2 separate regions of the Mus musculus genome follow, and region 2 is linked to region 1. The links are chromatin loops, found by intact Hi-C in ENCODE. Cell type or tissue: heart. All regions are shown on one strand.

Region 1 (8,000 bases):
ACACAGCTCATCCCTGGCTATAGCAAGCCAACATGGATTCATTCCAGTTTATGAATGTACTACTAGAGTCACAATCAGGCATGGTACACACTGGTTATCCCAGCTACTCTGAAAGCTGAAGCAAGAAGGCAGCTTGGCCTCTGATGTTCAATACCTAGGTCACACATTGAAATAAAAGGACTGGGGGGACAGACAGCCAGGGGTTATGGGGGACAGATGAACAGACACAGACATGCAGAGACACACACAGAAAATTCACAATCACCAGGTCTCACCATATTAGTAAACATCTCCACCTGGTGAACTGCTTCACCGGTTGCCTATCTGACACACAGACATCAGAAAATATATTGGTTTCCCTATCTGTAGGTCCTACATCTGCAGATTCAAAGAATCACAGATTAAAAAATAAATACTTTTTAAAAGCGACTGGACTAAATATAAAGACTTGCCCTTGTAATCGCTCCCGAAGCAATAAAGAATTAGCAGCTGCTTCCATAGAGCCACTTAGAGATGTAGAATCCAGGAAGTAACAACTGTTTTATGTAAAAAGGACTTGAGTATCTGCAGACTGGTAAACTGGGGGGTCGGGGGGAGAGGGTACTACACTGAGTTCCCAAAGGTGGGGAAAGACTTAGGACGTTTCTGAATAGAGCAGTAAGATCTTGGAATGAAGAACACTGTATACATTTCAACCTAGTGTTCAATTCCTGCCAGCTTTAGGAAAAAAAATAGTGCTCTGTGTGGCTCACACTGGGCTAAAGGAAGGAACGAGTGGTGTGGTCCCCCTGAGGGGCATCCCCGGGCTCCCTTGTGCCAGCTCAGCTGGGCAGCAATGTCTGCATAGACTGCCCTCAGAGGACAATATGACAGCTCGCTGTCGAGCTGACCTGCCTCCTTAACAGATCCTACCCATTGTGACAACATCCCTGCCATTTAAGCCCCAGAACACCCTGCAGTGGGGCAGGAATAGAAGGGAACGCCTTGAAGTCCATGGGACATGATTTTCCGCCAGTCAGCCTAGTGATCTGGCTGCCACCTCAGGTGAGTCTGGTCAAATACATCCCAGTTCCTTTATAGCGCAACGTGAAAATGAATCACTCCAGACTTGCTAAGACTTGAGCCCACCTTGCTCACACCTACCTCAGAAAAGCAAGGCACTTTGCCAAGCTTTCATACAGCCAATTGAAAAGCACCCAGAGGATGGAGCATCCCTCTTCAATGGCCCTGTCTTCAAGTCTTTTCTTAGACACACCCAAGGACAGCACACACAAAAAGCCATCCTGGAACAAGAGGGGGGCAGGAGCCCTGACAAGATTGGGAATCTAATGGGCTCTTTGAAAACGAATTCCCCAAAAGGGTCCGAGCCCTCAGCTTCTGCCCCTGGGTAAGAAACATGGAGGTGTCCACTTTTCAAACCATACACTCTCCCATAAACAGGACCCCACTTGGAGACAGCCACAACCTGACGCAACCCAGCCCACACTCAGCATCCCCCTGTCTGAGCTTTGTGGGTAGCTGTGGCTGAGGGCTGGGCCTGGGGATCCTCCAAAATCCATAAAGGCTTGATTCTAATAAAAAGGCACATTTTGGAGGTTAGAAAGATGGCTCAGTTGGTAAAGTACCTTCTATGCAAACATTACCAATGTAAAGGTTATACGTATTCACAACCCAAGTACTGGGGGCTGGGAGAAATGGTGGAACCCGAGCCCCTCGGCTAGACACCCGAGCCAAATCAGTGAGCTCTAGGTTCAGTGAGCGATTCTCTCAAAAAAAACAAGGTGGGAAGTGTCAAGAAAAACTTGACCTGGCCTCTGTGCACATGGGTGCCTCTGTGCAAAACCCTCTGAGCATGTAGATATACTACGCAAACAATAAATATGCACATTTTTTTCTGTTTTTGTTTTTTGAGACAGGATCTCTCTACATAGAACTGGCTGTTCTGGAATTCACTATGTAGACCAGGCTGGCCTGGAGCTCAGACATCTGCCCCTCAAGAGCTGGGATTAAAGGCATATAAGCCACCACTCCCAGCTCAGCACAAATAGTTTTTTAAATCATTTGGAGGAGACTGTTGGGCTCTGAACTAGGCGCTGCCTTATGTTCTGACAGCTGCTTAATCAAGCTAACTTTGCGCTTGATTAACCAGGACTAGCAAAAAGGCTCAGCAAATAAAGGTTCCTGCTGCCAAGTCTGAGGGTCTGAGTTCAATCCCTAGGACTCGCATGGTGGAAGCTAAGAACAGATTTCAAGAAGTTGTCTTCTGACCTCCACATGCATATGTGCCATGCACACATATATGTAAATATTTATAATTTAAATTTTAGTTCTATAAACAAAAGGCCAGAGCCACATCCAGGCACTCTCTTAGCCTCCTAAGTCGGTGGACCTTACACCCTGCTAAGTCTTAAGTGATAGGACACTCACTTCGGGTCAAACGCCTTCTGGCACAACGGGCAACTCAGCAACGCAAGTGGACTCTGCACAGGCACACACTCCTGGGCGCTGGGAGTTCGACCAGAATTTAGTGCAGGGCATCCTTTCAGGGATGGAGTAGGTGACCCCAGGGAGCCTTCAGGTTCACAGAACAGGTGGCGGGAGCTTCCAGAGCCACGAAGGGCAGGTGGCAAAGGCGTCCAGGAGAAAGTCTTGGATCCCACAGTGAAGGCCTCAGGAGGCACAGTGGACTCTGGGTCAGGTAGAGACTCCTGAAAAGTAAGTCCCCATAAGGTCACAGCCACCAACACCATGACCTCCCCCAGGGCCTGAGAACTCTCTCCCAGGTCATCCTTCTTTAGTGCTTTTGGACACACCTGGCTGGGAAAAGCAGGCAGCGGTGGTAATGGCTGACGGTTCGGGGTCCAATCCGCGGTCCCGCTCACGGTGCTGCGCAACAGAGCAGCCCAGGGCTCACTCTTACTTCCCTCCGAGAGAAACCAAGGGCGGCAGTTAGGGGGCCTGGGAAGCACAGGAAGAGTCAGCCGGGGCATCCATGGTAGAGATATCGTGAAGAGTTGATTCTACAGTGAGGGGTACCAGGGCTAGGGAGCAGGTCCACAATGGGGTAATGGAGGAGGGAGTCCATAGTAAGAGACCGGGAAGGAACCTCACTTAGAAGGGTAAATGGACTCTTGGGGGAAACGGAGCCTGGGGCTGAGAAAGAAGTGGATAAATGGGCGACGTGAAGAGGGGTGGCGGAGGTGGTGGTGGGGAACAGCAGCGTTGGGGCGGAAGAAGCGACCGCGCCCCGAGAGAGGCGGAGCGCGGCTGGTAGCGAGATGCACGCGTGCGAGGAACCCCGCAGCTAGGCGGGAACATCGAGGCGTCCCCATCGCCTTCCCGGTGTCTCAGCGCCTTCCAAAGCCCCCAGGACCCCACCCTTCCGCTCTGTCCCGCCTCACCCGCCCCCCGCGGGCGGCCTCCGACGGCTCAGCCTCCCCCGCAGTCTCCGCTCCTCCTCCATCCTTCTCCAAACAGCGTCCGGCGGAAGTGAGACTTACAGCCCGGCCCGCCCTCCGACCGGGATCCGCTCCGGCGGCTTCCAGACCCCCCCCACTCTCCGCTCTGCCAAGTGCCAGCTCCCCTTTGTGGCGCTGGAAATCTAAGGCGCCGAGATCCCAACCGTTGGGAACACGAGGCTGCCGCCTTGAGGGAGAGGCGGGACAGGGCGGAGCTGCCCTCCAGTTTGCAGGGGTGCGAGATTGGGCCACTCGAGCCTGTGCAGAGCCTGGGCTCCCTTCCGTCAACACGTGCAGAGAGCTGTCAGGCTTGCCCTGCCGGTGGCACCTCCCAGACAATGCCCTGCCTCAGTTTCCAGTTCTGTAGTCTTTTTCAGGAAGGCCCCATGGATAGGACCAAATTCTCAGGCCCAGTTTTGCCAGCATCTTCTTCTTAAAGGAGGAACTGGGTTTTTCTACCAAAGAGAAGAGCAATCAAACCGCAAAGCCCAGGGGACGAAGGCTCAGAGTGAAAAACCCGGGCTTCCTACCTAACCAATATCCCGTCCTGCAATCCTGCAGCCCATCACTTGGTGGCAGCAAAAGTCCAGGCACTTTGATGTACGCATTGGGATTCGCTAGTAGCTTTCTACTTCACAGCCCCCAGGGGTCAGGGCCGTTCCAAACGCCTGTCCTGCAACCATCTGACTCGCAGACCCTTTTCCTGGGTCTTCCTCCAGTCAGAGCTTTGCACCCCATCCTTAGGTGAGATCACACACACACACACACACACACACACACACACACACACACACACCGTGTGTACTTCCAGGTTCCACATCCTGGAAGTTGTGTCTAGACCAGGGTCTGGGGATGGTTTCTGCACTAAGGTTGTCTTCTGTCTCTGCAGACTTGAAGAGGAAGAGCAAGTTTAATCTCGGAGAGCGCATGTATTTGTGCCGTATGTGTCTGGTGCCCACAGAGATTGGAAAAAGGTCTTGGACCGCCTAGAACTGTGGTTACAGACAGTTGTGAGCTACCATGTGGGTGCTAGGAAATGAACCTGAATCCTTTGCAAGAACACTGGCACAGACCTTTCATCCCAGTACCCAGGAGGCAGAGACAGGAGGATCTCTATGAGTTTGGTTTATGGAGTGAGTTCCAGGAAAGCAGGGCTATGAAGAAAGATCCTGTCTCAAACAAAACAAAACAAAAAGTTGAATTTGGGCTAGGGAGGTGACTCAGTAGGCAAAGTGTCTATGCAAGCATAAGGGCCTGAGGTCAGTTCTCAGAATTGACATGAAACCATGCAGGACAGCGCAAGTCTGGACTCCAGGTGTGCTGTGAGAGGAGAGGCAGAAACAGGAGGTTCCCCTCGCCTGAAGCTTTTGGGACTTGTGGACACAGTGCCTTCACAAGGTGGAAGGCGAGGTTGTCCTCTGACCTCCACCACGGTGTGTGTGCCCACCCTCACAACACACAGGAAGGAATTTTTAAAAAATATTTATGTATGAAAGTAATCTATCGACGGGCGTGGTGGCACACGCCTTTAAATCCCAGCACTCGGGAGGCAGAGGCAGGCGGTTTTCTGAGTTCAAGGCCAGCCTGGTCTACAAAGTGAGTTCCAGGACAGCCAGGGCTATACGGAGAAACCCTGTCTCGAAAAAACAAACCAAACCAAAACAAAACAAAACAAAAAAAACAAAATAACAAAATAACAAAAAAAAAAAGTAATCTATCTGCATGTACACCTGCATGCCAGAAGAGGGCATCAGATCCTAGTATGGATGGTTGTGAGCCACCATGTGGTTGCTGGGAACTGAACTCAGGATCTCTGGGAGAGCAGTCAGTACTCTTAACCACTGAACTATCTCTCCAGACCAGGAAATAATTAATAATAATAATAACAACAACAACATAAAAATTAAAGCCAGATGGTGGTGGTGCATGCCTTTAATCCCAGCACTCAGGAGGCAGAAACATGTGGATCTCTGTGAGTTCGAGGCCAGCCTGGTTTACAGAGCAAGTTCCAGGACAGCCAGGGCTACAAAAAGAAAAACCCTGTCTTGAAAAACAATAACAACAAAATTAAGGTTGAATTTGATGAAAATATTTTACTCTCCTGGAACTATCTGTTGTGGTGATAAGAAAGTTATTGGAAAATACTCTCTGGTTGGGATTAACCCTTGCATTTCAGAAACAACTTTTTTTTTTGAGCCAAGATTCACAACAGTTACAAAAGGATATTTCAGCCCCCCCCCCTTTTTTTGAGACAGGGTTTCTCTGTGTAGCCCCTGGCTGTCCTGGAACTCACTTTGTAGACCAGGCTGGCCTTGAACTCAGAAAACCACCTGCCTCTGCCTCCCGAGTGCTGGGATTAAAGGCGTGTGCCACCACGCCCGGCCTTATTTCAGCCCTTTGGAGGAGACACACAGTGGCACAGAAAGTGGCCCAGTGTAGGAGGCAATAAGGCTGCCTGTATCTGCCCAGTGCCCAGGTTGTGCCTACTTTCTTCTCTTAGGCTTTGCCCATCATTAGACTGAATTATCTTAGAGGAAGAGCCTAAACTCTACTCTCCAAAGCTAGTCTCAGAAGGAAAGAGGGTCTGCCAGCCAGGTTGGAGTTTTGGCATACTATTTTGTCAAGGTGGTATTAACAGAGTCCTGACTTTCTCACTAGCAAAGCTGATCCCCGGATTGGTCTCTGACATCAACAGGGGCCGATCAGTTGGTGGACTAGGTGAACCCGTCCATCATACTCCAGTTTGCGTCTGCTGGGGTCGTCCACGTCCTGCTTGGCTTCCTATATTCTCCCTGCCTTCCTGGGAACTAGGTTTACCATTCATCTACTGGACAGATGGGTCATGACAGCTCCTGTCTGTGACCAAGCCTAGAAAGGACACAGGCCTCTAGTTTTCAAGTGGGGCCTGTAGTAGGCCAGCATGCCGGGGGACATGCTCGTGCTATGCCACTCAGCTATCCCACTCTTACTGTGAGGCGGAACAGCATAGCATCTACACAGGGTACCCCAGCAATACTCACTTCACTGGCTGTACGAGGATGTCCAAGAGGCCTGGGCTGCTTCTCTGCCTGCGTGGCCTTCTGACAGCGGGCTGCATTCCCCACACCTGCTGGCCTGTGTATGCCAAGCAGGCAAGGCTGCCTGGAGCCAGGCACGGCGGCATTTATGGGGTGTGGGAGTGCCAGGCAGACAGGCTGTATGCGACAGTTGCCTGGGAAACATCGCAGGATCCGCCAGGCAGCAGAGTGGTTGTTCAGGCCCACACATGGGGTGTGGGGGCAAGGGTGTGTTGGGGGAGGGAGACGCTCAGACACTGCGGCTCCCTTACTCTACCTCTTCATGCTTCCAATTGGGGATCGTGGCCAGGAACTGCCCATGGTCAGCAGGCCAAAGCCAAGCTGGGGCAATCTAACCCAAAAAGCCAAGGGACACTGGAGGAGAGGCTACTGGGGGACAGGACCTTGCCCCATTTCAGCTCCCACCCCTGAGCCACCCTTCAGGCCACGCTTCCACACTTCTGTCGGTTCACAGTGACATTCTGACATTCAACAAACTCTTCCAGCCTCTTTTCCAAACCCTCTCATGGCCCAGTTCATGTTCATCAATCCAGGGCCTGTGCCTGCCTTTGTTGGCCCTTTCTCTAGGAGGTTAGCTCCTACAGCCCTAAGTCCGAGCCTTCCAGCCCTGCCCCCCAATGCCCTTCTAGGTTTTCCTGAAGCGCAACCATAGGGCAACTTCCAGAGGGCAGTTCTGTGTACTGTGCCCTAGCTGTGCCCAGAGCTTCAGAGGGACCACACGGTCACAGACATAGCAGAAAGAGGGACAGAGCCATAGAGAGCAGGGTGGCAGAAAGGGGGAAAACTTGGGGCCCCTCCTGTGGAGACAATAAGTCAAGCAGAAACCAAACTTTCCTGGTGTTATGGGGTGAGTGGGAGCCCCAGGGGACTCCCCAGGGAGGCTGTGGTTTCTCAGCTTCCACAGAGTCAGCTTTGACCCGGATCCAACAGCATTTACAGGAAACCTGCACATGGGAAGGCCCTTGACCCAGATGCCAGAGGTCTCTTAACCTTCTGGGCCCCTCAGCCAGGTGGATACAGGTTTAAAAAGCATCTGAGGTAAACAAATTGTGGGTAGTGTTTACCAGAGCCATCTGTTTCAGGCTGTGTCCCGGCTACATTTTAACTTTTGTTTTGTTTTGTCCTCTTACCCCTGGGGATAGAACTCAAGGCATGCTTCTCTAGTGAGCTTCACCCCCACCACACAGTCTGTACCGCTCCGAGTCTTTCACGAGGCAGGACGTAACACACACTCTGAATTCTGCTTGCACTGGAAAATCAAGCAGGTGGGCTACACAGTGCAGGCTCCTGAGATCCAGGGCTACAAGGACAGGAGCAACTTTTCTGGGCTTAAAAGCACTTTCCAGAAGAAACCAAAACGCTGGGTGGGGGAGGTGTGTACTGTCTTGTGTTTGCTCACCTGGAAGAACTGTATGTTATAGAAGTAACAAAACAAAAAGATCTGAAAGGTATTTGGCTCAATTAG
Region 2 (8,000 bases), 160 kb after region 1:
CGCTTTTGAGTGGGCTCCCAAGATGTCAGGCCCTTTCTGAGTTAGCCTCCACGGTGTTATGGTGTGGAGGAGGCAGTTATCACCGACCACGGCTAAGCCTCGCACCCTCTGCCCCCCTCGGGTGATGCCACCTGTGAGGGGTTATCTGGGCTCTCCTCCTGGGCTTGCAACTGTTATGGACTTGATTCCAGCTTGCAGGGATGGCGGGCAGCTTCACTTGCATCGCAGTAACAGTAGGCCTGTGGGTGTTGGATTTGACTGGTCTTGACTATTTTCCTAGGATTTCAGAGTATTCAGTAGGAATATTTTGTGGGGACCTGGAGATGCAGTGACTAGTGCAGCAGTAACCATTGCTGAGACGGTTCCTGGAGGGGGCCATTGTGGGGAGCAGCTGACCTGCTGAAGGGCCAGCACTGGACGTGGGTGCTCCACACTCTTCTGTCGATCTTCAGTGGCAGAGACATGTCCTGGGTCGATGGCCTTTCCATCCTGCTCTGGGCCTTACTGGCCCAAGGAGGGCAGACGAGTGATATGGGAAGCAAGCAGGTAGCCACAGAGCCCGTCTTCATCTGCCTGCTGACATGCAGGGACTCTTCAGACATGCCAGCTCAGGGGGAAGCTGGGAACTGCAGCAGGCGAAGGAACCCATAAGGCTAGCCACCTGTTTCATGTATGCACAGGTGTGCCAGACAGCAGGTTGCCCTCTGGGAAAACCAACATGGGAAATGTTGATTTTCAGGAAAGCAGAGCTTTAGGTGACAGACATGTCCTTGCTGTGGGAGAGGCCTCCACCACATCGACTTGCTCAGTGTACCACTCTAGGTGCCCACCAAAGACACAGATGGAACCATATCACTATGCCCGCCACGCCAGCTGCCTTGGGAGCTGCAGACTCCACCTAGAACATCTGCTCAGGGTCTGGACTGATTTCTTCCTCACAACATGGGAATATTGGCTGAAGGAGAAATCTGATGGGTCAAGATCAGAAAAGCAGAGCTGTCCAGACAAAGGCTGACCATCCTGTAGTCTTCTCAGGATACACAAGACGCTAATGCTGGCGGGTCTAGGGGATGAGGGCTGTTCTGAAGGTGGAGCTTGCTCTATAGAGACACCTGAGGACGGAAGAGCTAGTAGATACCCACCTCATCTGCCCGAGGGTCAAAAGGAAAAGGTGAGACGTTTCCCTGCTAGTGGTTAACAGGCACATACCCCGAGGTGACAGGACAGTACAAGCTGGGAGGGACAGAGCACTGAGAGCCACTGAAGCAATGTCAAGCAGGAACAAAAGCCAGCTCTGTGTGATGACAGCAATGGCAGTGTCCAGAGTTCAGCGATCAGTTGCCCACTCCCAAACAGCTCATATTCCTTAGCATGGTAGCTTTAAACAGAAAATAAGTGTGGGTTGGGGGTGCAGAAATAAAAACCCCTGCTGGTTCCTTCAATCATGCAGCCACTGTGGAAAAATGCGGCAGCTCCACACACACAAAAAAAAATTGAAAATGCAACTACTGCATGGTGTAGCCATTCCACTGCTGGGTCCACAAACCCAAAGGCCTGCACGTGTATGCTCAGAGCACTATCCCCAGAGCCCACTGAAATGCATGAAGAGGGGAAATGGGACTTGTATGCATATGTGCCACTCGGCCATCGGGAGCCTCCTGCACGTGTTTCAGTGAGCATGGACTTGAAGCTGCGACGATCAGCAAGAACAGCCAGCCACTAAGGAACAAGTCTATCCACGGAGTCCCCGGAGGAGCCAGAGTAACTGAGACAAAAGAGGGGTGGGTGCTAGGGCTCTCAGGGATTGGGAAGTCTGGGTCAAACGGGCCAGTCTGTTTGTTTACATAGAAGAGATTGTGGACCGATGGTGGTAATGGCCACACAGTAATTTAAGCATTTAATGCCACCAAACTGGACACTTAAAACAGGACGAGATGGTACACTTCTGGTTTGTGTGTGTGACTGATGGCAACATAAAGAACAGTGGTGCCCGGAGGAAGCAGATTTGATGACTGTTCCCACCCCACAGCCTCCCTTGGCTGATGTCCCCACTCCATGCAGGTAGTGGCCCATGCGTGGGAGAGCTCGGTGCAGATGGTCATTGGCTAAGCAAGCCTCAGGAAACTCTGCCTCCCTTGGCTAATGAGGGCTGAGTGACAGCCCAGGGTTACCTTCTCTCACTTGGGCGGCAAGTGAGACCTCTTGCTGCCTCTGCAGCGCAGGTCAGTAAGAGTTGTGTTAGGCCGGCAGTTGTGGATACCCATGGTGTCTAAGTCCTGATTTCCAGATGGCGTCACCTGTCCTCTTGGACCTGGGTACCTTTTCTGTTCAGTGTCCAAAAGATCCAGGAAGAAAGTTCTTTAGCCTTCCCATGAAAATTAAAAAAAAAAAAAAAAAAAGTGGCTGGTTTGCGGCCTTTCTGTCCGAATGTGCGTCTGTCCTTTGGTCACTCCTTTGTGGCTGCTTCAGCTCATGCTATTGTTTTTCTGGTGCAGTCAGCACGTCTAAGCCAGAGGCCGATTTGTCCCCTCCCCTGGACACTGCTCCTGCTGTCCAGCCACAGGATGCTGGGAACTGGGCTATTGAGAATTGAGCTGAAGGATACACAACCCCCAACCCTACTCCTGAGGAAGGTACCTTTGTGAGTCTTGTGGAGTTCAAGGTTCTGACTTCAGGAGGAGAAGCCACGGCAACCTGAGCAGTTTTAGCCTGTGTGGCAGTCTTGTGTGCACTGCTTAGGCATTCAAGGCCTCCCTGCTGCCTGCCTTAGAGCCAAACTTGGAACAAGGATCCAAGGCTGGGCATGCTGCTGGTGAGCAGGTCTTGACTGCCCCCTGGTGGACATTCTGTAGGCTGGTGCAGATGAAAGTGAGGCACACCACAAATTTCAGGTTGCAGAAAGGAAGGCCTGGGCAGAGCCCCAAACCCCAGCCACGGATGGTTAGTGGCCAGCAGTGAAGAAGCCCTACTGGATGTCTGAGGACATGTGGAACAGAATCACCTCCGGGAACTGGGCAAAACTTTTCATTATTCTTCCTGCCCAAGTGGTGGTGGTGATGTTATCTTTCTGGGCTGTCAACGGCAGCTCATTCATTGATGTGATGGGTTCTGGAGGGACCCACTGGGGCAAGGCCTTTCCCAAATCCCAGGGAAAGAGGGTCAGGTATATGGATCAAGCCTGGGTGTTGAGGCCACAAGCTCTTCTGCCCCTTTCTGGACTGGGAAACCGTGTTTGGGCCTCCGTTTTCCCATTTATAAAATATGGCAAACAGTCCCTTCACAGAAGTGTGGGATAGTTCGTGTGAATCCATGAGCGGAAGGTTTGGAAGTATCTAGTAGGTAGGAGGTGATTGACAGCCCTGGTCTTCTTCCCTGGAAACAAGACCCTTGTGTGCAGGCCAGACAGGAAGTGAGTGACTCCTTTAGGTCCTCATTACCTTGTACTCTCCCATCGCACCTGGAAATTGATCCTGCTTTGGACAGGCTGTCAAGGCAGGACTTCTGAGGATGAGCCCCCAGACGGGGAGGAGCCAGAATGGTGAGTGGTCACAACAGCAGGTACAGATGGTATGCAGACTGTCTCAGGCACAGCTCAGAGGCAGATTCTAGGCCAGCAGGGGGCAGTGTCCACACAGACCCCCAACAGCCCTGACCAGAGCAGTCCTATGGGACAGTTTTTATGTCAACTTGACACAAGAGAGGATCATTGGCAAAGAGCAAATCCTAGCTGAGAAAATACTGCCACAGCGTTAACCTGAAGACAGTGCTGATGGCTGACTGATGTGGGAGGGCCCAGCTCACTGTGGGAAGTATCACCCCTCATCTGGTGGTACTGGGTGCTGTAAGAAAGCTGAACAAAGCCTTGGGGAACAAGCTAGTAAGTAGCGTTCTCTCAAGGCCTTTGATTTAGTTCCTGCTTCCAGGTTCCCATCTCGGGTTCCTGTCCTGACTTCCCCGTGATGGGCCTTTACCAGGCAGTGTAACGTGATAAAAGCCCTCTCCTTCCCAAGCTGCTTTTGGTGATGATGTTTTATCACAGCTATAGGGACCGTACTCAGGCGTGGGCTGAGATCTACCCAAGCATAACTCTTCTGTTCTGCACTCAGGGCTGGGCATCCTGTGTATACAGGTCTGGGCACCCATGCAGTGTTCTCTGTGGCCCTATAGTTCTGTGGGAGTTGTCATACACCACTCCATTTCCATTAAGGAGCCAGGCCCCCTGAACCTTTTTCCCTAGTCAGTGGACAGTGTCAGCAGTCGGCAGAGGGAGCTGAAGGCTCAGGAGAAGTAGGGTTTTGTTCTCTGAGGTCACAGCATCTGGTCAATTTCCTCCAGGAGTCCCCTCCCCCCAGTAGCTCTGTGGCTACCCTTCTTCCCAGTTCTGCATGAACTGGGCTGGGTTCATCCTGCTTCCAGGGGCCAGCTCCTTCCAGTTGTCAATCTGCCATTTGAGAAATCTGGAAAAATATGATCGCATCATCCTGGTTAACTATGATACGACGAGAAAGAAATGGCTGAGGAAGTCTGACTCTCGGGAGTCTAGAGGCCTAAACCTGTCCTTCCTTCCTGCTGGAACCCCCCAGCAGGTCTCACATCACTGTCAAGCAAGCAGCAACACTTGGGGTTCAGGGCCTCACCTGTGACAACTGGAATTGCCAAGAAGCCAATCCCAGGGCCTTAAGCTCTTACTTCCTGGTGGAGTTGGCTTGCCATCAGCCCAGGAGTGGTGGAACCAGGCCCAGCCCTGTCCCAGGACAGCCCCGACTGTAATCTGTTTCTTCTTTCGCCTCTCCTGGTAGCTTGACAGTTTTCCTGGCCAATAGCTTCACATTTCTCACTAAGAGCATTGGTGTAGTCCTTTCTCTTGCCCATGAAATCCACGGTTTCTCTTATCTCCCATTCGGACAAGCACAAGCATTGGGACAGACCTCAGTTTCCCTTGTGGCACAGGGCTCATCAGACTTGAGGACTGAATAAGGAAAGTCAGCCTCTGGGGCGCTCTGGGGGTGTGAGAGGAGTTGAGTGTGAGTCCATTCTCTCCAAGGGCACTGCCAGATGAAGTGTGGGCAAACACCATCAAGGCTCCCAGTCCTCTAACGGCCTCCCGCCTTTCCTCTGTACCTTGTATGTGGAGCCGTCGGCACAGCACAGCACCCCGTGTCCCTGACGCTGGTCTCGAACCCAATCACCTTCGTACTTGTCACCATTCCTGAGGGCACAGCACAGGACCCTCATGAGGCTAAGAACCAGGTGGTAGCAGTGACTCAGACCAACTCCTCTGACCGGGCGCAGCAAGCACACCGGGGCCAAGGCAAAAATAGGCCCTGAACAGATGGTCTGTGAGCTCCTGCCTTGCCAGAGCTGGCTCAGGAGGGCTGTGACAGGCGGGGACATGTATGCATACCTGCGCGCCCCCCCATGGTAGGACCCATTTTCCAGAGCATGCTGGGCCCTGTGCAGGACACGTTTGGCTTCTGCTACTCAAAATGGGAAATGGCAGAGATTGAGGAGGAAATGGGAGAGGTGACGTTGCCTGTTTCAAGGGCAGGTGCTGGGTAAAAATCCACCCAGGAAGCTGAACACAGGCTTAAGGTCTCTAACCCTCTGCCTCAACGGCAGCAGCTTCATTGACCAGTATCCTTGCTCAAACCCAGGTCCTTGGGATCCATTCTTGGGTGCTAGGTCCTGGATTCAACAAGTGTGTGAGGAGGCAGAGATAGACGTACAGACAGACAAACATACATACAGAGAAAAGCAGTGAAGTCTCAGGACATATGTAAGGCCTGGGTACTAGGCAGTGCTTTCTACAAAATCTACCTGCCCAGACCCCTGTGGCCACCAGCATTCTAGGAGGTAGGGGGGCCACTCTTGTTCCCAAGTAGCAGCTTATACCTCCAACACCCGTACTCACTTAAAGATCATCTGCCCACGGCCATGTCTCTTGTTGTCATGGAAGGAACCCTGGTATACCTGCCCGTCCTGATCCTCCAGAAACCCCTGCCCTAGTGAAAGAAACCAAAATACACCAACTTGATTCCACACCTCCTGCTAGTGATGGCCCTTCCTCTCTCCTCCCTTAGCGGCCTGGAGGAGATCTGCCTGCACTTAATTCTGGCAGGAAGTTGGATTTAGAAGATTGAGTACCAGGGCCCCACTGGCCTCCTAGACCTGCCCATTAGCTCTGTTCAACATGAATGGTAGATGTGCCGGGCGTGGTGGCGCACGGGAGGCAGAGGCAGGCGAATTTCTGAGTTCGTGGCCAGCCTGGTCTACAAAGTGAGTTCCAGGACAGCCAGGGCTATACAGAGAAACCCTGTCTCGAAAAACCAAAAAAAAAAAAAAAAAAAAAAAAAAAAAGGTAGATGTATTTAGGGACAGATAGCTGCCACTGCCCAGGTCAGCAGGGCTCATAAAATCGATCCTGACTAGCTATCACAGGTTCTAATGGGGGCTACACAGAAGGCTCTCCACAACCAACCACTGGGCTTTTGTGGACAGTATAGGGGGATGCTTCGAGTCCACTTGAATGTTTCTGTCTCAGAATTAATTACTCTGTACACGGTAAGCACGGCAGGGCTCTGCCTGAGTTCCCCTGCAAGGTTTGTCACCTTGAAGGGCCAGAGAAATGTGAATAAAGATGGGGTCTTGCTGAGCTGTCGATACCCTCAGCTTCTAGACAATTCAGAAACTCAAGGGTATTTCTGTCCCCTAGCTCAAGTAAAGCTGGAGAAAGAAAGGGAAGTTCCCGCTGCATTCATACACACTACAATCTGCTAGGTTCATTTACGGCATTCGTTAGTCTTTCCCGGTGTCCAAAGGCACAGGTATCTCTTCAATCAACCCCTCATCCTCTTTGGCCTTGCAGACCATACATGAGGTGACTGACTCAGGCCTTAGGGGCCCGATAGTCCAGTGTCACTGGGATCTTGGGAGAGCGGATCTGGTCAAAGCACGGCTGCAGCAGCAGGATGACTCACTCTGAAACTGCAGACTTGCCTCAGGCCAACCTGTGGGACCCATGCTTATCATCAAAGAACTGTGTGCTGTTTTAACCTGTAAGTGGTAGACAGTACAGATAGCGGATGTGGGCATGACACAAGTCCCAGGAGATGGGAGGCAGCCCGCTTTCTGTATATAGGCTCTGATGGGCTCATCTGCACTGCAGGCAGAAAAAGGGGTACCAACCAATCCCTGCCTCTGAAGTCAGACAGGCTAGCTTAGTGGTCTTCCACCCGAGCACACACAGACCCCCCCCCCCAAGCCCCCGGGTACCAGACCTTCCCTCAGGCCTTGGGAGAGCTCCCCTTCATAGCGACCTCCGGCTTTGTACTTCATGACGCCGTGCCCTTGAGGCTCTCCTAAAACAAACTGTCCAGAGTAGGTGTTTCCTGGGGCAGACAGAAGTGGAGAGTCAGGTAATTTCCGGTTCTCTGCTGTGCCCCAGCCAATGGCAGTGGAGATGACGCCAGTCATTTTCATTTTCTTCTTTTTCTTTCTTTTTTCCTTTTTCTTTTTTTTTTTTTTTTTAGTTTTTATGAGACAGGGTTTCTCTGTGTAGTTCTGGATGTCATGAAACTTGATCTGTAGACCAAGGTGGCCTCAAACTCAGAGATCCCCCTGCCTGCGCATTCCAAATGTTAGGATAAAGGTATATGCCACCACCTCCCGGCCTGAGGTGTTTTCAAATGGAGGTCTCTGTCTCTATGTAGACTAGGCTGGCCTCTGAAGCACAAAGATCTGTCTTCCTTTGTTTTCTGAGTGCTGGGATTAGAGGTGTGCGCTACTACACCTGGCTGGTGTCTGTCTCTTTACCTTACTCTTTGGTATGGACAGCGAGGAAGAGAATATGCTTTGGACCTGTGTCCATACCCTGGCTGGGATGGCAGACTGCCACGGAAGCCCTTGCCTGTGGCACTGATGGGGTACAACGAAGGACTCTCCTGGATTTTTAAAAACCACTGAACCCAAGAGAAAAGCCCAAGAAAAAAGCTCTCCTGAGT

What was found. Hi-C counts contacts between places; a loop is a spot of excess contacts. Peaks named below come from ENCODE experiments on the same cell type or tissue, not always from the same donor. Only the 100,000 strongest peaks of a DNase experiment are listed, where the experiment ranks them.
Region 2: it touches region 1 in a loop (7-fold over the local background); 41 of 42 quality-filtered maps call a loop at or near these places.

Annotation. Positions count from the first base shown.
Region 1 is chr4:155,245,464-155,253,463 of GRCm38, reverse strand. It overlaps Faap20 (Fanconi anemia core complex associated protein 20), which reads right to left and starts at 3,498. Exons shown (of 4, transcript NM_001190445.1): 1 at 3,402-3,498; 2 at 2,814-2,958; 3 at 2,428-2,708. The coding sequence starts at 3,463. In heart, CTCF peaks have their summits at 4,027 and 5,202 (motif pointing right); DNase peaks (open chromatin) are centred at 2,993, 3,453, 4,023 and 6,473; H3K4me3 peaks cover 2,423 bases; H3K27ac peaks cover 4,013 bases.
Region 2 is chr4:155,090,271-155,098,270 of GRCm38, reverse strand. Morn1 (MORN repeat containing 1) reads right to left here. Exons shown (of 14, transcript NM_001081100.1): 4 at 7,278-7,388; 5 at 5,912-6,002; 6 at 5,122-5,209. Among named protein-coding and RNA genes, the nearest start is that of Morn1, 7.7 kb to the right of the region's middle. In heart, a CTCF peak has its summit at 3,623 (motif pointing right); DNase peaks (open chromatin) are centred at 2,830 and 3,540; H3K27ac peaks cover 557 bases.